Regions from separate parts of the Homo sapiens genome. Here region 1 is linked to region 2. A link is a loop called in an ENCODE intact Hi-C map of the cell type or tissue named here. Cell type or tissue: PC-9. All regions are shown on one strand. Links, peaks and the distances in the headings refer to the core of each region. The heading gives the core; the rest is flanking DNA. Region 1 overlaps SPIRE1 (spire type actin nucleation factor 1). Region 2 has its middle 12 kb from the start of PRELID3A.

What was found. Hi-C counts contacts between places; a loop is a spot of excess contacts. Peaks named below come from ENCODE experiments on the same cell type or tissue, not always from the same donor. Only the 100,000 strongest peaks of a DNase experiment are listed, where the experiment ranks them.
Region 1: a loop joins it to region 2, with 4 times the contacts of the local background. A loop is called at or near these places in 3 of 110 quality-filtered maps.

What each region holds. Positions count from the first base shown.
Region 1 is chr18:12,591,507-12,602,756 of GRCh38, reverse strand. All of the region lies in intron 2 of SPIRE1 (spire type actin nucleation factor 1), which reads left to right. Among named protein-coding and RNA genes, the nearest start is that of SPIRE1, 61 kb to the left of the region's middle. In PC-9, for the core only: no CTCF peak of the experiment used is centred there; DNase peaks (open chromatin) are centred at 3,026, 4,056, 4,386 and 4,766; H3K27ac peaks cover 3,059 bases.
Region 2 is chr18:12,390,099-12,401,348 of GRCh38, reverse strand. It overlaps the pseudogene RNU7-129P. Among named protein-coding and RNA genes, the nearest start is that of PRELID3A, 12 kb to the left of the region's middle. In PC-9, for the core only: a CTCF peak has its summit at 4,800; a DNase peak (open chromatin) is centred at 4,728; H3K4me3 peaks cover 265 bases.

The DNA.
Region 1 (11,250 bases), core at 2,853-7,852, 200 kb before region 2:
TCATCAGCCTTGTTTCACAGTAGGAAAGGTTTGCCCCAGCCTTACACAGTAGACCTGATTGCATGTCTCCTATATCTGGGTTGCAGCCTCCTGGCTGCTTCTGGATAGAGAATCAGGGAGACCATGGCTTCAGCCCTTTTATTATACTGCAGCATTTTTCTGTTCTGTTTCTGCGCCACAGAGTTACTGATTTCTTTAAAGTGGCTATATCTCAAAAACACTTAAAAATTCATATCTGTCATTTTTCTGGATTGTGTTTAGTGTGGGATGACAATCTCAAAGGGTGAACTCCCAGCACCCTGGGACTGAGCAGCCTCTCCTTGCTGGCTACTCACTAAGCCAGTATATGAATTGATAGAATAAAAATTAAAAATGAACATCAAGCATTTGGGATCATTGCTTGGAAAAGATTTCTTGTGCCAAAAGGCTCAAGTGAAACCTTTTGAGTATGCATTTCAGAGTTCTGAAGCAGAATGAAACTACAACTGATCTGTTTTTTACTACCATTTCCTTCCTAAATAGAGAAAGGAAGGGATTTTTATCTGATCTCTTATGTTGCTGTCTGTTAGGATGCCTTCAACTACAAGCAACAAAAAGTAACTCAGCCCTTTATGTGTATGTGTGTGTGTATATGTCTATATATGTCTATGTATTTATGTAAACGTTATATGTGCACACGTGCAGACATGCGCACACACTGTGAAAGGGCCTGGAAGCAGTGGCACCCCTAGTCACCCAAGTGAGCACAACTAGTCACCCACGTCTTTGTTTCTAAATAGCCTTCCCCACTACCAGTAACCAGGGCTCCCCAGAGAAGTAGCTGATTCCAGGGTTGGGGCAGGGGAAGGACAAGATGAGGCCAAATCATCTTGTTGTGCCAGGTATAAGGAAGCATACAAAGCCTGATAAGGTGGTGCAGCCATGCCATGGAGTACCATCTGCAATAAAAAGGAACAAAATACTGATATAGCCACATGGAGGAACCTCGAAAACAGGCACTGTGAAAAAATCCAGAGACAAAGGCCACGTTGTGGGATTTCATTTATATAAAATGTCCAGAAATGGCAAAACTGTAGAGACGGAAAGTACGTGAGTGATTTCATGGAGCTGGGGGTCAGAAGAGGAGTGCCTGCAAATGGGCATGAATTTTCTTTCATCTGGAGTGATAAAAAATTCAAATTCTAAAATTATGTGGTGGTGGTGATGGTTGCATATTTTTATAAATTCACTGAAAATCATTAAATAATTGTACATTTTGAATCAGCAAATTTTAGGGTAAGTAAATTATACCTCAATAAAGCAGTTTGGTTCTGTTTTTTGTTTTCGTTTTTTTTGAAATGGAGTCTTGCTTTATCGCCCAGGCTGGAGTGCAGTGGTGTGATCTCGGCTCACTGCAACCTCCACCTCCTGGGTTCAAGTGACTCTCCTGCCTCAGCCTCCCAAGTAGCTGGGATTACAGGTGCCCCCCACCATGCCTGACTATTTTTTGTATTTTTTTTTTTTTTGGTAGAGATGGGGTTTTGCCGTGTTGGCTGGGCTGGTCTCGAACCTTAAGTGATCTGCCTGCCGCGGCCTCCCAGAGTGCTGGGATTACAGGCGTGAGCCACCGCACCCAGCCAATAAAGCAGTTTTTAAAAGTTATGGGAGAGGTCACAAGGACTCAGGAGTCAGCTTGCAGGACTGCCCACTGGCCAAGTCTGGAAATACTTGAGCATCAGAATAACTAACGATAATGGGCCAGGCAAAGTGGCTCATGCCTGTAACCTCAGCTGTTTAGGAGTCCGAGGCAGGTGGATTGCTTGAGCCCAGGAGTTTGAGACCAGCCTGGGCAATATAGTGAGACCTCATCTCTACAAAAACACAAAAATTAGTTGGGTGTGGTTGCGTACACTGTGGTCCTTGTACTCTGGAGGCTGACTTAGGAGGAACACTTTTGAGTCCAGGAGGTCGAGGCTGCAGTTCACTGAAACGGCGCCACTGCACTCCACCCTGAGTGACAGAGCGAGACCCTACCTCAGAAAAAAAAAGAATAATGATAATGTATTAAATTAGTTACCAAATAAAACTGATAAAATAATAAAATCCACAAGACTCTAAATACGTGAATAAATGGGGAGAAAGGAAAGTTCTTCCTTACAGTGCCAACTCACAAATATAGAAGGAGTGATGATGGATGGAATGTTGTTCTTTTTCAACCATCATAGTATTAGCTGACTTAGGTAAAAATCATCAGTGGTTGTTAAAACTAGTTAATGAAGGTTTGATGAGGACCATGATATTAACAGTTTCAAAAGAGTTCACTGTTAAATACCTGTTGATTTCAAAGGCAAAAATAGTATACCGGAGTAATCTAGCAGAACCACCTTAAGTGACTGAACTAGTTTTGTATTGCTGTGTAACAATGTTACCACACGTTTAGAAGCTTAAAACAGCCACAAATTTATGATCTCACAGATTTTGTTAGTTAGGAGTCTGGCCTGGCTTAGCTGGGTCCTCTGTTCAGGGTCTCCTAAGATTCTAATTCAGGTGTCAGCTGGGGCTCATCATCTGGAGGCTTAGTCTGGGAAGGATTCATTTCCTGCTCATGTGCTTGTGGCCACATTCAGCTCCTTGTGATGGTACAACTGATGGCTTCATTTTTTTTTTTTTTTTTTGCTGGCCATTGGCTGGAGAATGCCCTCAGCACGTAGAGACTATCTATCTGCAGTTCCTTTGCCATGTGGGTTCCCAACGTGGCCACTTGCTCCCTCACAGCCAGCAAAGGAGAGGAGACTCCAGCAAGATGGAAGCTGTCTTATGTAATATAATCATGTATTTGTAATAGTGAACATCCCATCACTTTTGCTGTATTCTGTCAGTTAGAAGCACTTCACAGGTCCCACCTAGACTCAAAGGGAGGAGTCACACAGGGCATGAACAGCAGGAGGTGGCAAGGACAGGGATGTCTTAGAGTCTGTGTGCCACAGTAATAAAAGTTGACATCACCAGTATTAGGACAAACCATACCATGTGCCTCCTGACTCACTGAAAGGGTCATGTATCTCTGCCAGGTATCTCTGCCAAGTGTGCATAACCTGCAGAAACATGAGACAAACCAAATACCTGAGGAACCATGTACCTGACCTGTATTCTTCCAGTGTCATTGTAATGAAAGACAAAGGCTGAAGAACTGTTTTTGATTAAAGGAGACTAAAGAGGGATGTGGTGGCTCACACCTGTAATCCCAGCACTTTGGGAGGTCAAGGTGGGAGGATCACTTGAGGATAGGAGTTTGAGACCAGCCTAGGCAACATAGCGAGATGCCATCTCTATAAAAAAATTTTTTTAAATTAGCCAGGTGTAGTGGGGCGTACCTGTAGTCCTAGCTATTCAGGAGGTGGGAGAATCACTTGAGCCTGGGAATTCAAGGTTATGAGCTTGGTTGTGTGAGCTATGGTTGTGCCACTGCACTCCAGCCTGGCTGACAGAATGAGACTCTGTCTCAAAAAAAGAAAAAAGCTAAAGAGATAAGACAACAAATGCAATGGATGAGCCTGGGTTAGGAAGGATAGTACAAAGAGCATGTTTGGGGAACAGTTGAAATTTGAATATAGACTGTGGATTAGATGTTAAATTTCTTATTTTTATAATTATATTGTGGTCATCTAAGACATGCCCTTATTTGTAGATATTTGGAGAAGAGATGGGCATAAAGTTTGTGACTTACTCTCCAGCGGTTTGTGAAAGAAAATGTGAATAAAGCAAATGGGGTAAAACATTGGTATTGATAAATCTGGTCAAAGGATATACAGGAATTCCTGATAATTTCTGTATATTTTTGAGGCGTTTCTGTAAGTTTAAAATTATATCAAAACAAAAAAAATGCCAAAAAACTTAAAGTGATACAAAAATTGGCTCAGAAGCTAGAACTCCAGAGGGGTGGGCTTCAGAGTTGGCTTTATTTAGAGCTCCACAGTCTTATCAAATACTCAGGTTCTTTTTGTCTTTCCGCCTTCTAGCCCTCAGTGTGTGCTTCATCCAGCAGCCACTTCCTCTTGAGATTTTAGGTGATTGCCAGTGACAATCAGGGCTGCATGCTTTCCCACTGAGCCAGTCGATATCCTTGCCTTTTCAGTCATTTTAATTCCTGAGACTTTTCTGTAAGTTTTAAGTGATATCAAAGGTAAGGACCTGTTAGAAAAGTCTCGAGAATAATCCAAGGAAGTCATTAAAATAGGTTTTATTGATAATATTTAAATTTTTCTTAAATTGGTAGTTAATTTGGTCTGGTGAAGTTTCACTGTTACTAGGGAAAAAAAAAACAGTGTAAACAGTGGCATATGCTAAAAATATGTTAGGACAGATACTGCCAGAAAGCCAGTTGTTATAGAAGTATAGTTTTCTACTGTATAGTCATTAAAATGTAATTTGGCCTTTTATGTGACCTCTAAAGGAAATCTTAGGCAGTATTCAAAATATTGTTTTTAATAACCAGGAATTTAGGGAGTGTTCTTGAAAGAATCATTTCTTCTGACAGAATTCAAAAAGAATTTTAGATTTGAGATATCTTATAATAATTTTACATTTCTAATTTAGTTTAAAAATGTGTATGTTTAGGAAGACGTAATTATGTCAAATATTAGACATAAGAAAATATTAGGAGTAAATGGTTTTCTTACATCATATATCTCGAAATTTTGAAATGTCAAAGATTATGTGCCCTCTGGTTAGTGACTCAAGCTAGTCTCTTGTATAAAAATCCAAAGTATGTGAACTCTGCCGCCTCTGCACATGCGTCCCTGGCCAATGCAGTCCCAGCTGTTTGCTCACCCACACCTTCGCTGCAGTTTTCCTCAGTCTTACATCTAGACATGAGTGGATGGGGGTGAGCTGGGGCAGTCCAGGGCCTACACACCCAGCTATGCAGTCATGTGGGCATCTGTGCCATTTGATTCCACTCTTCTTCCTCCAGCCTGCATATTTAATTGTGCCCCTGGAAAGTGGAGCAAAGAAATTAAGCAGCTATTTTAAGTAGTTGGGCAGCTCTAAAAAACAGCGGAGACCGTATCTATTTGTTTTTTGAATACTCTTAGTACAAGAGAAACCAGCAGTTGAGGCTGTTAGTATTTAATTCTCAGCAAATTATTACTATACAGCAAATTATTTCTTCTTCCAAACATTTCTTTGAAGCAGTTGAACTATTCTGGGGCGCTGAGATGAAACCATTCATTGGCAAATGTTAAAAAAAGTGCCAGGCCCAGAGATATAGTTCAAATACAGTCTCCCCAATAGTTGCTGGTATGAGTTAGGCACAGGAAAGCTGTTCTGGCTCATACCTGTTTGGTGGCCTCTTCGATGCTTGCCCACACAGAATAAAGTAACGCCCCTCTCCCACCAGGCTTTCCTTCCCTGTGTGTGTGCTCTGGAGCCCCTCTAGCTCTCCTTCAGGCCTGCTGCACTCCACCAGGCCCAGAAAAATCTGGTGGTCAGAATGGGGGATCACTTTCAACTTTGGGGGGTTATAAATAAGCTATTAATGGATTATCAAGAGTGGTTCTGTCTCTCTCCCTCTGTGTGTGTGTGTGTGTGTGTGTGTGTGTGTGTGTGTGTGTGTGTGTGTAGAAAGAGACACTAGAGGGAAGTTGCAAAAATCCGTGAATAGAGGTTTTGAGGTAAGATAATGAAAGGGTGCTTAGGTTATAAAAGAGCACAGGAAGAGAAGAAGGCATTTGTCAAGAGATGTGATGATTGGCTAGAATAAAAGTTAACAGGGCAGTGGTGACTGGAGCAGGCTTTTGGGCGGGTTGCTCATTCTTAAGGTGGAGGAGGAAACAGGAAGGGGGTTAGCAGGACAGTGCAGGTGAAGGAGGAAACAGGAAGGGGGTTAGCAGGACAGTGCAGGGCTATAGCTGTGGTATTAAGTTCTCCTATCTACAGTGACTTCTTGAGGAACATGTAATGAATTAAGGTAAATTACAAATGTCAAATTTCCCAACTGTATTTTGTCAGTTGATAGGCATTTCTTAAAAATTAATTTTATTTATAATTGATATATAATATACACATTCATTTTAAATATTAGGATTAACCATAAAACAGTATTTTAAAAAATTAGATCCAATGCCATAATCATTATAATATATGGAATTTTATATGAGCCACAGATTTCTCCTTCTGAGGAAATTTCACAGTGAGGATCTTGTGTGGGTAATTACAATTACTTATGTGGCCTACACTGTCAAAACATTTCTCATCCCCCTTTCAACTTTGTGGGAAAAAATATTTTTTCATAATTTTCTGTATAATAGAGGTTTAAGTACTCAAAGTGACCAGATTGATACTGTATATTTGATTGTTCCTATTATATTTAAAAGAAAATTGGAACTAGAATGGTGAAAAAGAAAATTAAATGTCTATGCAATGACAAAGGCAAAATAAGGATAGGAAATTAAAGCAAGTGTTTCAAGAGGGGGAAGTTAATTGTTTTGGTTTATTTGACAAATGAAACGAACAGACTCTAGTCTTCTTTCTTGGCTTTTATTTTGCCCTTCATTTTTGTTTTCTTTCACTAAAAGTTGGGTAATATATATGGCTTCCTCTTTTCTAGCTATTTCACTTTACTTGAAAACTCCATTCATACACAGTCAGACTTGATTGCAGATCTGCCCTTGACAACCTAGAGTGCTAAAGAACAGGAGTAGACCATCTGATAATGTGTCTCTTGGTCTGGTCATTGTGTAATTCCTACAATAGGCTCCTTGTAGAGCAGGTTTAGTACATCAATACTGCATTGTAAATCTAGTTTGTATAATTAGTGTAGTGTCTCTTCCAATCCCCCATCCCCTCTTTTTTTTCTTGTGGCAAATAGGTCAAGGTGATGTGGGATAAATGTGACTTTCTAAATACACCTAGATATCTGTGTATTAAATAGCAGCTTCTGAAATGCTGGAGGTCTCTGTCCTCAGTACTTCCATAGTATTTTGTGATATCTCTGTTAACAGTTACCTCACCACAGCACACATTGTATGTATATGTGTTTGTCTATTCCACTTGGCTGTGAGCCCTTTGAGGGCAAGGACTATGCCTCATTTATTTTTGTATCTATATTTTGGTGCCTGATACAAATAGGTACTCAATAAAGGTTAGTTGGATAATTGTTTAAAAAACACAGATACAACTTCAGATGTCTGCCATTTGCCAGAACTTCTGGTAGATGAGCCACACGTATAGTTTTCTTTTAATAGCACTTGGTCCTATGAAAAGTTCTGTAATCTCCTTTGGATTGTTTATACAGTTGACCCTGAACAACGTGGTGGTTAGGGTCACTGACCCTCCTTTGCAGTCAGAAATCTGAGTATAACACATTTGACTCTCTCAAACTTAAGTTTTGATTGAAAGTCTTACCGGTAACATAACAGTTAATACATATTTTATATGTGTTATATCCTGTATTATTGTTATTATTATTATTATTGACAGGGTCTGGCTCTGTTGCCCTGGCTAGAGTACAGTGGCACAATCATAGCTCACTGCAGCCTCAACTTCCTGGGCTCAGGTGATCCTCCCACCTCAGCCTCCCAAGTAGCTGGGATTATAGGCATGAGCCACCCCTATAGTGGTCCCCACCACCATGCCCAGCGAATTTTTGTTTTGTTTTGTGTTGGTAGAGACAGGGTCTCACTCTTTTGCCCACACTGGTCTTGAACTCCTGGGTTCAAGCAGTTATCCCGCATTGGCCTCCCAAAGTGCTGGGATTGCAGGCATGAGCCACCACACCCAGACCTGTATTTTTAAAGTAAGCTAGAGTAAAGAAAATGTTATTAAGAACCTCATAAGGAAAATATATTTACTATTCATTAAGTGGAGATTGATCATCATAATGGTCTTCATCTTTGCATTGAATAGTCTGAGGAAGTGGAGGGATTGGTCTTGTTGCTCAGGGGTGTCAGTGGCTGAAGAGGTGGAGGAGGTGGAAGAGGAGGCAAGAGAGACAGGCAAAACACTCAAGAGTAATTTTTATTGAAAACAAAATACGTGTATAAGTGGACCCATGCACTTCAAACGTGTTGTTCAAGGGTCAACCATACTAGTTTTTATAATAAGAGGGAAAGATTAGAAAATAAAGATAAGCAAAAGCAAAGGAAAAATCACTTGCAACCCCATTCCCCAACAATAATAGCTGTTGTTAGCATTTTATATTCTTCTAATCATTTTTTCTTATGGACATATGTGTGATTTTCCTAAGAATTATATCACATGTGGACATAGTGGTTTGTAACCTAATTTTTCAACTACCTAGCTTAGTACAGTAACAGATTATCAATAAATACTTGTTTTAATGAACATTTTCTGTTATCAAATATATTTCAACATCATTTTTAATGATTGCTTAATATTCCATTAATTAATGTCCATAATAATGGACATTATTATTTAACTGATCCCCCCATTGCTTAATAGGCTGTTTATTCATTTAATAACATAGTTGGTTTGATCACAGATATCTCTGGTTCATCCCTTTCCCCTCCCAGTCTTTACTTTGGTGGTATTGATCCATATTTAAGGCTTTGAAAGCTTCATCTTCTCTTTAACTTCTAGGTATTTGCAGTACTGTTCCTTTTGCCCATAACACATTTCCTACTTTGCCTAGCTAATACACATTTGTTAAAACCTGGGCTTATTTTTTCTTCTTGGATCGTTTCCCGGACTATATTAGTTGTCCTTCCAATGTGCATCATAGGCAGCATTTTATACTAATTCCTAGGGAAAAACTCAGTCTGCTTTATTTTAATTGCATGCTTTCTTCTTCTTATTTTTTTTTTTTCTTGAGACAGCGTTTCTCTCTTGTTGCCCAGGCTGGAGTGCAGTGGTGCGCAATCTCAACCGCAAGCTCCGCCTCCCGGGTTCAAGCGATTCTCCTGCCTCAGCCTCCCAAGTAGCTGGGATTACAGGCATGTGCCACCACACCCGGCTAATTTTTTTGTATTTTTAGTAGAGATGGGGTTTCTCCATTTTGATCAGGCTGGTCTTGAACTCCTGACCTCAGGTGATCCGCCCGCCTCGGCCTCCCAAAGTGCTGGGATTACAGGCATGAGCCACCCCGCCTGGCCAATTGCATGCTTTCTTAAGTGTATCTCCCACTAAACCATAAAATCCTTCAGGAGAGGACCTATGTCTTGTTTCCGTTGTATTTCCCAGCCCTGTGTAATGCTGGGTATATAGCGGGAATTTAGTAAATATTCTTTCAAATGGCAAATGCATGAAACATTTCCTGGTCTTCAGCGTGGATCATTAAATGGTGACCTTTAACAATCTCATCTTTTTTATCAGATAAGCATAATAACAGCAACTTTTATTTGTAAAGTGCTTTATAGAACATAAAATGTTTAAAAATTGTTGTTTCATATTGGCAAGGAAATGAATTCTTAGTAAATTTATTCTGCATTATCAAATGAATTGGTCTGCTATTTAAATTCCTTAATATGTTGCCCTTTATTGATAGTTAAGTGATAATGTTAGTAATTCTCACATCTGTATGGTCTTAAATTTTTAAGTAGAGACAGTTAATAGGTTATAGTTTTTAATTTATATTTTAAGCCTCTCTTAAGCAATAATTAGGCATCAACTCTGATGAGGGTTTTGTAACCATAGTTTAAACCAATTTAAAACCATAGCATGAAGCTAAAAGCTTTTATTTTTATTTTGTAACACGAAGAGTAATCTACAACAAAGACTTAGGGACCAGAGAACCTAACAGTAACATTAGACAGTAAAACCACTTAGCTAGGTGTGGTGGCTTGCGCCTGTAGTCCCAGCCACTGGGGAGGCTGAGGTGGAAGAATTGTTTGAGGCCAGGAGTTGGAGGCCATCCTGGGCAAGATAGTGAGACTCTGTCTCTAAAAAAGAAAGGAAAACAACGACTGGATTAGGCTTAGGAGATAGAAGTTAATTATCTACAGCTCTCTATATTGTCACTAAGTGACATGGCACACCTAGGGGTGAGGATGGGTTGGTTGTCACAGTCACCTAAGGAGCTTTTTCAGATGCTTTGTCGTCTACCTAACTCTGCAGTTACTGCCATTGTGGCGATATTGAATGATAATCAGTTATATTAAGATAGAGACAGGCTTTGCAAGAATATTATTAACTGGAACTCCTTAACCTGAAAAGCCAGTAGTGACACAGAGAACAGGGAGTCTGCAGACCAGGGCTGTAGTTTACCACGGGTGAGCTGTGTGAATTCAAGCAGGTCACTTAGCCTCTCTTCACCTTCACCTTCCTTCGCTTCCTTTTTATAAAACAAAGGAATTGGATTAGATGATCTGTAAACTCACATTTATAAATCTTCTCATTTTTCTGATGCACATACAAAAAGAATCTTGCTCTTCAAAGAAGAAATGAAAAATGTGATTATAACTTTGTCTAAAATGTGATATTACATTAGTTTAACAGATATTAATATTATCGTACACTTTAAAAGCCCTTCAAATTGAGTCTTCAGCTAAGTAAAATACTGACAATTTCTTTATTATCTCAGAAAAAAGAAAATCCTGGTGAACTCTTTTTTTCTTCTTGAGACTCAAACTCAAATCCAGGACAGTGATCTCATCTGGTTTCATTGTTTTAAATCTCATCTCTGTGCTGATGACTTACAGCTCGGTATCTTCTCTGAATTATTTGCTCCTCTGAAATTGACTACCAACATACTGGTGCACTTAGATATCAATGGAATATCTCAAAGTTAAAGTTAATTCCTGATTTTTTCCCCCCAAACCTATTCTTGATTTTTTTTTTTTTTTTTTTTTTTTTGAGATGGAGTCTTGCTCTGTCGCCCAGGCTGGAGTGCAGTGGTGCGATCTCGGCTCACTGCAAGCTCTGCCTCCCAGGTTCACGCCATTCTCCTGCATCAGCCTCCCAAGTAGCTGGAACTACAGGTGCCCACCATGACGCCCAGCTAATTTTTTGCATTTTTAGTAGAGACGGGGTTTCACTGTGTTAGCCAGGATGGTCCTGACCTCGTGATCTGCCCACCTCGGCCTCCTAAAGTGCTGGGATTACAGGCGTGATCCACCACGCTAGCCTATTCTTAATGTTTTCTATATCTGACCAAGACAGAAACCTTGAAGTTGCCTTTGATTCTTAATACCTAACAGTCAATGTATTAGCAAATGCGTTTGGTTGTGCTTTGAAATGGTAGCCGGAAACTGCCCATTTCTCATCAGCACTCCTTCCGACTGCCCTTACTCTACTAGAGTCTATTCTCAGTCAGGA
Region 2 (11,250 bases), core at 2,606-7,605:
TCCAGGGTTCAAGCGATTCTCTTGCCTCAGCCTCCCGAGTAGCTGGGATTACAGGCGCACACCACCACACCAGGCTCATTTTTGTATTTTTAGTAGAGATGGGTTTCACCATATTGGCTAGGCTGGTCTTGAACTCCTGACCTCGTGATCCGCCCTCCTCGGCCTGGCATTACAGGCGTGAGCCACCGTGCCTGGCCTTTTTTCTCTCTTTAAGAGGCAGGGTCAGCCGGGTGTGGTGGCTCATGCCTATAATCCCAGCACTTTGGGAGGCCGAGGAGGGGGGGATCACTTGAGGTCAGGAGTTCGAGACCAGCCTGGCCAACATGGTGAAACCCCGTCTCCTACTAAAAATACAAAAATTAGTTGGGTGTGGTGGTGCGTGCCTGTAATCTCAGCTACTTGGGAGACTGAGGCACGAGAATTGCTTGAACCCAGGAGGCAGAGGTTGCAGTGAGCCGAGATTATGCCCCTGCACTCCAGCCTGGGCGACAGAGCAAGACTCTGTCTCAAAAAAAAAAAAAAAAAAAAAAAGAGACAGGGTCTCACTCTGTCACCCAGGCTGGAGTGCAGTGGTGTGATCATAGCTCACTGCAGCCTCAACCTCCAGGCCTCAAGTGATCCTCCCTTCTCAGCCTCCCAAGTAGCTGGGACCACAGGCACTATGCCCAGCTAATAAAAACAAAAGATAGTGTAGAGACAGGGTCTTGCTATGTTGCTCAGGCTGGTCTTGAACTCCTGGGCTCAAGCAGTTCTCCTGCCTTGGCCTCCCAAAGTGCTGGGACTACAGGTGAGAGCCACGGTGCTAGCCAGACAACTGTTTTTTGAATGAATGGGAATGACCTGCTCCTACTGCCTTTTTATTGTTTTTTCCTTTGGAGGATTTTCCAGTAAAAACAAGAAGACCTGCTAGACAAATTCCAAAAGAACTGTACCACTTCCACCTGGCTTTTGAGAAGAGAATGGGCAGTGTGGGGACAGGCAGAGGTGTCGTTCCAACCTGGGCTGCATGATAATGGATAACCCGAGGAGTTCTGGCAAGCGCTGAAGCTTGGAAGCAGCCGTAGGGACTTTCCTTCAACTGGACTACAGTGTGGCCTGGGCATTAGGTTTTGAGAAGCTCCCTGAGGATTCCGGAATGCAGTGAAGTTTGGAAACCAGGGAGTGGAGGGAGCATGGGTAGGCAGGGAGGCCAGGCAAGAAGCTGTTGCTCTAGATAGAAGAGACATGGGCACCTGCCCAGAGCAGTAGGACGAAGCAGTAGGTGCTTATAGTCAACGGGGTTCAGGGAGAAGGAAAAGAAGCACACCCCACCCCCCTTTCCTCTTTGTCTGTCACCTGCTCCTCTCCAGCACCCCTCCACTTATGGGGTCTGGCAGGTTGGCTTGCTGTGTCCCTCTCCATGCCCCAGCCACCTTGTGCCATAATTCTGGGTGATGTCAATATCCCCATGGATGACCCACCCAGAGGCCTGTGGTCCCTGGGCCTTCCTGTCTTTTTTTTTTTTGAGATGGAGCCTCATTCTGTCACCCAGGCTGGAGTGCAGTGGCAAGATCTTGGCTCACTGCAACCTCCACCTCCCAGGTTCAAGTGATTCTCTGCCTCAGCCTCCCGAGTAGCCGGGATTATAGGTGCCCACCACCACGCACAGCTAATTTTTATATTTTTAGTAGAGATGGAGTTTCACCATGTTGGCCAGGATGGTCTTGAACTCCTGACCTCAGGTGATCTGCTCGCCTTGGCCTCCCAAAGTGCTGGAATTACAGGCGTGAGCCACTGTGCCTGGCCTCTTGCTCACATTTTGAACTCTTTCACCTCAAAAATCTCAAACGCCAGTATCCCACTATAAGGACCTTCTTCCTCCCTAACAGAACCTTGACTTTGTGGTGTACCTACCTCAAACTCAGTGCCTCAGGGAAGCCGCCCCGCTTGCTGCAAGGCTGCCTTGTGGTCTGAGGGTCTGAGGTTCACTTAGGTGCCTTCATGTGACCCAGCACAGGCCTGGGAGACATGAGGGTGACTGCTGAGAGGCTGCCAGGAAAAAGACCCTTGGTCCAAAGAGCAAGTCTTCTCCATTGTTTAGCTTCTGGAACTGGTGTGGCCATCTCAATGCCAGCAGGAGGGTAAAAATCACCAGCAAGAAAGAAAACGTAAAGCCAGGCATGATGGCTTATGCCTGTAATCCCAGCACTTTGGGAGGCTGAGGTGGGCGGATTACCTGGGGCCGGGAGTTTGAGACCAACCTGGGCAACATGGCGAAACCCCATCTCTACTAAAAATACAAAAATTTAGCCAGGAGTGGTGGCAGGCACCTGTAATCCCAGTTACTTGGGAGGCTGAGGCAGGAGAATCACTTGAACCCAAGAGTCAGAGGTTACAGTGAGCCAAGATCGCCCTAGTGCACTCCAATCTGGGTGACAGAGTGAGAGTCCATCAAAAACAAAAAAAGAAAGAAAGAAAGAAGAAAGAAGGAGAGAAAGAAATTTTAAAAAAGCAAGAAAGAAAGAAAAAAAGAAAGAAGAAAGAGAAAAGAGAAGAAAGAAAGGAAGGAAGGAAGGAAGAAAGAGAGAGTAAAGGAACAGTTCTCAAGGACATAGCCACTCCCTCATAGTCTGCCCTGGCTGCCACAACAAAATCCCGCAAACTGGGCAGCTTAAACCCATTTACGCCTAGTATTCCATTATCGGAACGCTAAGCATGTGGGAGCTATTTATATCCTACTGCTCAAAGTTATTACCAAGGTCTGATAGCAAAAATTCAAAAAATTGCAACTTCAGGCATAAATGTGTTTAAACATCAATCATTTCTCAGAGTGCTGGAGGTGGGGGAGATCAAGTCCCTGGTGGATTTGGTGTTTGGTGAGGGCCGGCTTCCTGGTTCTTAGATGGTGTTTTCTTGCTGCGTTCTCACGTGGCAGAAGGGGTTAGGGAGCTCCCTGGGGTCCCTTTTATAAGGGCAGTCATCCTGTTCATAAGGCTCCACCCTCACGACCTGATCCCCTCCTAAATGCCCCACCTCCCAATACCACCACACTGGGAATTAGGCTTTGACATATGAAATTGGGGAACACAAACATTCAGTCTAGAGCAACTCAGCCCACCAGCGACCCTCCTTAGCCTCGGTCGTGGTTTTTTATTATAAATGGCTGCATTGTTGAATCCCATCTGAATGTATATGTATCTTTAAGCCCTCACTGGTCCCCCATCCTCTGAGCACAGTCTCCAGTCCTTCCCTCTTTGCCACCTCACTCAGGTGGCACCTGCTCTTCAACCTCATAGCCACCCCCAGCCCCCAAACACTCCATTAGCTCCTACTCCCGGCCCTCCTGTCCTGCCCATCCTACCTGTCCTGCACCTCATCAGGGCTAATCTGAGCTGCTCCCGCCTCCGGTCCCTCCATTCTGTCCCTCCGTGCTGCAGTCGGCCCTCTCTGGTAGGAGCCCAAATGACTCTGTGCTACTGGAGAAAGGGCAGGATCTTACCGATTGTCAAAGAAGACATTCCAGGTATCTTGTTTTATCCAGGTCCCTAAGGGTAATACATTCATCCTTGGTCATCACCCTCCCCCAACCCGGACCATGCTCCCCGCACCTCCTTGTCAGTTCGCGTTCCCTCTCTCTCTGGGTTGATGACTTTGCTGCTTGCCACGTAGAGAAAATTAATCCAAGAAGTGTGATCTCTATTGCCTTTGGGCCCTTTGGTTAGATACGGTGGAGCTGTATGTTGATTTGTGCTGGTTAAGGGCACAGGCTCTGGAGTGCGGCTGCTGGGGCCCACACTGGGTCACCCCTCATTCATGGCCTTGGACGGCCCACAGGTGGTAGTGAGTACTGACACAGTGTCAGACACAGGGCAAATATCCCATCTGCAGGAGATGCTGTCACGATCTGGACCCAGACCAAGCTCCCCACACTGCCCTCTGTCCTCAGATGACGCCTACCTCCCCAACTCTCCGCGGGGCCCGGGGTGGTGGGGGAATCTGCTCTGCAAGTCTTCTCTACTCAAATTTCGGTTTCTTCCACCCTGCATCCCACCCTTGATTATAAATATGGCCAAGTCTTTTTGACTTAAAAAAAATAAATAAATAATAAAGAGGCTGGGCGCTGTGGCTCACGCCTGTAATCCCAGCACTTTGGGAGGCCGAGGCGGGCGGATCACGAGGTCAGGAGATCAAGAACATCCTGGCTAACATGGTGAAACCCCGTCTCTACTAAAAATACAAAAAATTAGCCAGGCCTGGTGGCGGGCGCCTGTAGTTCCAGCTACTCGGGAGGCTGAGGCAGGAGAATGGCGTGAACCCGGGAGGCGGAGCTTGCAGTGAGCAGAGATCGCGCCACTGCACTCCAGCCTGGGCAGCAGAGCGAGACTCCGTCTCGAAAAAAAAAAAAGAAAAAAGAAGGAGAACTCCCCCTCTCGGCCCTTGCTTCTGTTTGTGGGAAACAAAGGAGCAATCCCCAATCGCCCACCACTCCAACAGAAAAAGATGCATTGTTTTTAAGTAAATAGTAAGTGGAGCCATGCCCTTTTTTAGAAGAGCGCTCCAGCAGAGACGCACCTGGCCCACCCTGCAGCCCTTGCGGAGAGGTCGCAGCAGGGCGGCGCATGCGCTCTGGACAGCAGCCCAGAAAGGCCCTCGCAGGCAGGCATGGGGGTGCGGGCGGCCAGGTGACACACGGGTCTGACTCAGCGACGCCCAGCAGTCCCTTTGTTGTTGTTGCAGTTTTATAGTTTCTGTAGAACTGGAAAGATGCCACCCAGAAGGGCAGGTGGCCACCTGTTGGCTGGCGGAAGGACACCAGGATGCAGCTGTCCCTGAGGTCCCCGGCTGAGCCTCTCAGGCAGGGAAATCAGGACTGTGTCTTGTCACCAGCAGGTGTGGGAATTAGGAATGAAGACTTCCAGGAAATGGAGAATTCTGAAGAAAAATTCGTCCCTTGCTGCGATGCCTCTTCTCCATTTCTTTGGCTTGAGAACCACAGTCATCTGCCTGGTTGCAAAAGCCCATTTTCACAAGGCAAAGGATGGATTACTCTCGCCATCCTAGCAGTTTATGGTGGCAAATGCCAACCCGTGCAGAGAAGCACTGGGAGTCTGTCTTCCAGGCTGCTCCACTCCCTGTCATGTCCTGCAATTTTTGCCCTCACTTCTCATTCAAGCCATTCAAAAGAATGGTCCATGCTTGCTCTCTCCAGCTTGCTGTTGTTCCTACTTAGTTCTTCTGCGACGTGCTGTAACGGGCTCCTGAAACTTGTCTCCTTAAGGTCGTCAACCATCAAACGTGCCAATCCAGTGGATACTGTTCAGCCCTCATCTTTCTGGACCTCTCTACGTCACTTGAACTCAGGTGACTCTTGCTGAAACTCCACTCCCTTGGCTTCCATGACACTCCCTTTCGCTGCCTCCTTTGCACACTCTACTTCTCCTCCATTCTTCTGTTCTTCTCACTCAAGGCCTCTCTCTGTGAGTGAACTCATTGAGTTTCACAGTTTCCACTGATTCCCAAACCAATATCTCTATATCAGATTTCTACCCAACCTTCATTCCCACACATCCAGCTACCTGCAGGCCATTCCCTAGGCAGCTACCAGAGCCTTCCTTCCTCAGCACGCTCCTCTTCCAGGAGGCACTGTTCAGGTCAGTGGCATCACTCAGGCACCCCAGGCTGGAGAATAGGGAATGACTGCTCACTCCTTACAGCCAACCAATCATCAAGTCCTCTGGAATTTACCTCTTACAGATTGTTTTGGTCCATTCCCTTGTCTACATCCTTTAAGAGGCAATAGGGGCTGGGCTCAGTGGCTCATGCCTGTAATCCCAGCACTTTTGGAGGCCAAGGAGGGTGGATTGCCTGAGGTCAGGAGTTCAAGACCAGCCTGGCCAATATGGCAAAACCCTGTCTCTACTAAAAATACAAAAATTAGCTGGGCATGGTGGGGCATGTCTGCAGTCCCAGCCACTTGGGAGGCTGAGGCAGGAGAATTGCTTGAACCTGGGAGGCTGAGACTGCAGTGAGCTGAGATCATGCCATTGCACTCCACCTGGGTGACAGAGCAAGACTCAGTCTCAAAAAAAAAAAAAAAAAAGTCTGGCACTGTGGCTCACGCCTATAATTCCAGCACTTTGGGAAGCCGAGGCAGGCAGATCACGAGGTCAGGAGTTCAAGACCAGCTTGACCAACATGGTGAAACCCCATCTCTACTAAAAATACAAAAAAATTAGCCGGGTGTGGTGGCACGTGCCTGTAATCCCAGCTACTTGGGAGGCTGAGGCAGGAGAATCGCTTGAACCCAGGAGGCAGAGGTTGCAGTGAGCTGAGACCACGGCACTGCACTCCAGCCTGGCAACAGAGCGAGACTCCGTCTCAAAAAAAAAAAAAAAAAAAAAAAAAAAGATGAAATAGGATTTAATAGTTGAAGACATGGGTTTGGAAAGGAACAAACCTGGGTTCCAGTCCTGGTTTCCCTTCTGCAAGTCACTTAATCTCGCTAAATGTCAACATCATTCATGAAGTGGGAATATTAGTAGCACTATGTGGTGGGACTTGTGAGAATGAAAGGAGAATAAGTGTGAAGTCCTTAGCACAGTGATGCGAGGCAGTGCACGATGTGAGCGAGCTCCTCTCAGGTTGCTGTTGTATGACCAGCCCTACTGTGCGGCCCCTTCAGCCCTGGCTGTGGCTCACTCCTCTGGAAGACTTTAACAGCTAGGCAGTTGGGATTTGCCCCTTGGGGCTCCCTCTGCTGGCATGCCCTCCAGGCCTCATAATGCCCGCCTGGGTGCCTCTCACGCCCCTCTGTCATCCTGCAATCCTCCCGCTGCCTCCGTTCACACCCAGCACATTGGTTCCTCATTACTGCACTTGTTTATGTTTGTGTTTCTCCCACTAGGTTAATGCATATTAAAGATGCAACTTTCTAGGCTCCACCCCTTACCTTTTGAATGGGCATTTCTGGGGTGAAAACCAGAAATAATACATATTAATGAGCAGCCCAGGCAATTACAATGCTCCCTAAAGTTTAGAAAGTAGTTCTGCATGGACTCTGAGCTCCTCAAGGATGAGACCTGAGCCTCCTTCATCTCTGTGTACCCAGGGTCTAACCCAGGTGGTGGCAAACAGTAGTCACTTGAACATTGCTTGTTCAGTGAGTCAAGGGTGACTCCTAGGGGGTTGTAAACTGGGAGTGGCTTGGCCATGGGGCAGCGGGGGCTCTGTCTAGTGTAATTACTGACAGAGCCGTCTAGTCTAGTGTGTTTCAAGCCGAGTCCGGGAAGCCCTATGACCTTATTGACCAGCTCGGGGGTAAACCGAGGAGTTTTTCAAGCAGTGGTCCTACTTTTTGTTTGTATATATTCAGATTCTATACACTGAAAGTCCATGTCAAATTTTCATTTTTACAAAAGACTGCTGCTAAAAATAAATAAGTTTGAAAACTACTGTATCAGAAAGTTTGTTTTAACTTAGAGAGAAAACCATTCTCCCAATAGGTAAGAAGATTCTGAGGGGATGTTTCTTTCCAATTTGTCATGGATATTTGCCTCATCTATTACCCCAGGACTATAACAAAACTAAGGCTGTAATGTTTCGCTGATCCTCAAATACAATGGTAGTAAAGATCTTATTTACAGAGACTTCGACCTGCCACGTTGTCAGAGCAAGTTGCAGAAGTAGCTACCTACTAGTGCCTAGCTACCTGCCAGCACCTAGCTATTCTAAGAACTTATAGAATACTGCTGGAATCCAAGGACATGTTCTCTTACTAAATTCACAAACATCTTGAGACTCAAATGGACAAGATGTACCAGTATATTATTAAAACAGAGCAGGACAGGCATGGTGGCTCATCCCTATAATCATAGTGCTTCAGGAAGCTGAGGGAGGAGAATAGCTTGAGGCCAGGAGTTTGAGACCAGCTTGGACAGCATAGCCAGACCTCATTTCTAAAAAAAAAAAAAAATTTTTTTTTTTTTTGAGACGAAGTCTCACTCTGTCACCAGGCTGGAGTGCAGAGGTGTGATCTCAGCTCACTGCAACCTCTGCCTCCTGGGTTCAAGCAATTCTCCTGCCTCAGCCTCCTGAGTAGATGGGACTATAGGTGCCTGTTACCACGCCCAGCTAATTCTTGTATTTTTTAAGTACAGACAGGGTTTCACCATGTTGGCCAGGATGGTCTCAATCTCTTGACCTCAGGCGATCCTCCCACCTCGGCCTCCCAAAGTGCTGGGGTTACAGGCGTGAGCCACTGTGCCTGGCCAAAAAAAAAAAAAAATTGTTTTAAATAGAACAATTAGCTCGGTGTGGTGCTGTGAGCATGTTGTCCCAGATGCTCAGGAGTCTGAGGTGGGAGGATCACTTGAGCCCAGGAGTTCAAGGTTATGGTGAGCTATGATCACACCACTGCACTGCAGCCTGGCCAACAAGTGAGACTCTGTCTCTGAAAAAACAGGAGCACATCCCTTTTACTTTCTGTGGTATGTTTCCTCTTTTCAACACCTACATAGAATTGCTGAAGTAAGGCCAGATGTGGTGGCTCATGCCTGTAATCCCAGCACTTTGGGAGGCTGAGGCATGTGGATCACCTGAGGTCAGGAGTTCGAGAGCAGCCTGGCCAACATGGTGAAACCCCGTCTCTAATAAAAATACAAAAAATTAGCCGAGCGTGGTGGTGGGTGCCTGTAATCCCAGCTACTTGGGAGGCTGAGGCAGGAGAATCATTTGAACCCAGGAGGCGGAGGTTGCAGTGAGCTGAGACCGAAACTCTGTCTCAAAAAACTCCGTCTCAAAAAAAAAAAAAAAAATTGCTGAAGTAAGTCTTTTCAATACACATCTTATGTTCTCCTCCTTACTTCTATTTCTGGGTACTTTAATTCTATCCAATCTAGCTTACAGAGCTTCTCACTAGGTTCCTAACAAACCATTTCCTTCTCAGCTTTCAAATGCCTTCTCACATAATGCCTTCTGGGATTGCGGTACTGTACTCAAAAGATGGCTTATGACAAGGAGTTTGGTGTACCAAAGCAATCATCACATTTTTTTACAAGAAGACACAATTGGGAAAAATCTAGAAACTTTATGATTTGAGTATACCATTGTGGTCAACTCTTTTAGAAAAATATTTGATCACTACCTAGTAAAAGGGTGATAAAGAATCTTCTAAATGTTCTGCAGTTGTCATTCATGAAACGTGCATTGGTAGCACCCTGGCATCAGTGACATCATTCATGGTTTTACTCATTATCATCTGGAAAATAGCAACTGGGCATTGTGTCTTTTCTATTCCTTTACCTGAGGCCCATTGCCAGGAACAGTAGCACAAACCAAGACCACCACTGGAAAAGATTATGTCAGCTTCACTTTATAGAAAACACAGCATTAGGTTGTTCGTGGAGATGAACTATGAACAATAGAAAAATTATTTTTTGAAAAATCCAGACCAGCCTTGTGAACACATCTGAAGGTTTTCTGGAAATGCACGGCGTTGTCTAGAGATGTATAGGGCTCTCCTGACGCCTAGTGGGGAACCGTATGCAGCACAACTCTGGGTAGCGAGCCCAAGCCCTAGCCACAAAACACAAATTATTTTCTAAAAACTAATGTTTACCAGGCAATCTCTCTACTAGGAAACCATCCTCTGAATGGAAGCTGGCACATGTGTATATATGCATGTACCAATAAGAATAATTGGCTGGGTGCGTGGGCTCATGCCTGTAATCCCAGCACTTTAGGAGGCCAAGATGGGAGGATCACTTGAAGCCAGGAGTTCAAGACCAGCCTCAGCAGTATAGTGAAACTCCAACGTTACAAAAAATTTAAAAATTAGCCAGCTGTGGTGGCGCAGGCCTGTAGTCACAGCTATTTGGAAAGTTGAGGCTTGAGCCTGGGCATTCAAGGCTACAGTGAGCTATGATCGTGCCACTGCACTCCAGTCTGGGTGACAGAGCAAGACCCTGTCTCAAAAAAAAAAGCTCACGGTGGCTTCTGAAATAAAAAGAAATGAGAATTAGTCTAAATGACGCTTGGTGAGAAAACTATTAAAGCTTTACAAGAGAATACAATAGAGTTTATTAATGCCTTGGGGGAACTATATGTTATTAACATACAAAAATATATGTTAAACAAAAGAAAAAATCAAGATGCATAAAGTACACGTTCGTTCATGTAAAAATAAGTTTTTTTTTTTTTGTTTGTTTGTTTTGAGACAGAGTCTTACTCTGTCACCTAGGCTGGAGTGCAGTGGCACCATCTCGGCTAACTGCAACCTCTGCTTCCCGGGTTGAAGTGGTTCTCAGGCCTCAGCTTCCCTTGTAGCTGGGACTACAAGCGCATGCTACCACACCCGGCTAATTTTCTATATTTTCAGTAGAGGCTGGGTTTTACCATGTTGGCCAGGCTGGTCTCAAACTCCTGGCCTCAAGCAATTCACCAGCCTTGGATTTCCAAAGTGCTGGGATTACAGGCATCAGCCACCACACCTGGCCTAAAAATTAGTTCTATATGCTTGCAAATACATATAAAATGTATGGACACACACACACAGAAAAAACTACCTAGAAATTTACCTTTAAAGGCCAGGCACCATGGCTCATGCCTATAATCACAGCACTTTGGGAGGCCAAGGCAGGTGGATCACCTGAGGTCAGGAGTTAGAGACCAGCCTGGTCAACATAGTGAAACACTAAAAATACAAAAATTAGCCGGGCATGGTGGCAGGTGCCTGTAATCCCAGCTACTCGGGAGGCCAAGGCAGGAGAATAGCTTGAAATCTGGGAGGCAAAGCTTGCAGTAAGCCGAGATCAGCCACTGCACTCCAGCCTGGGCGACAGAGTGAGACTGTGTCAAAAAAAAAAAAAAAAGTCCGGGCGCGGTGGCTCACGCCTGTAATCCCAGCACTTTGGGAGGCTGAGGTGCGTGGATCACGAGGTCAGGAGATCGAAACCATCCTGGCTAACACAGTGAAACCCCGTCTCTACTAAAAATACAAAAAAATTAGCCAGGCATGGTGGTGAGCACCTGTAATTCCAGCTACTTGGGAGGCCGAGGCAGGAGAATAGCTTGAAATCTGCGAGGCAAAGCTTGCAGTAAGCTGAGATCAGGCCACTGCACTCCAGCCTGGGCAACACAGTGAGACTCCGTCTCAAAAAAAAAAAAAAAAAGAAAGAAAGAAAGAAAGAAAGTTACCTTTAAGATGTGAACATGAGAAATGAAGATACTTTTACTTTTCATTTTGTAACTTTGTTTCTGTCCACACTGATGAAA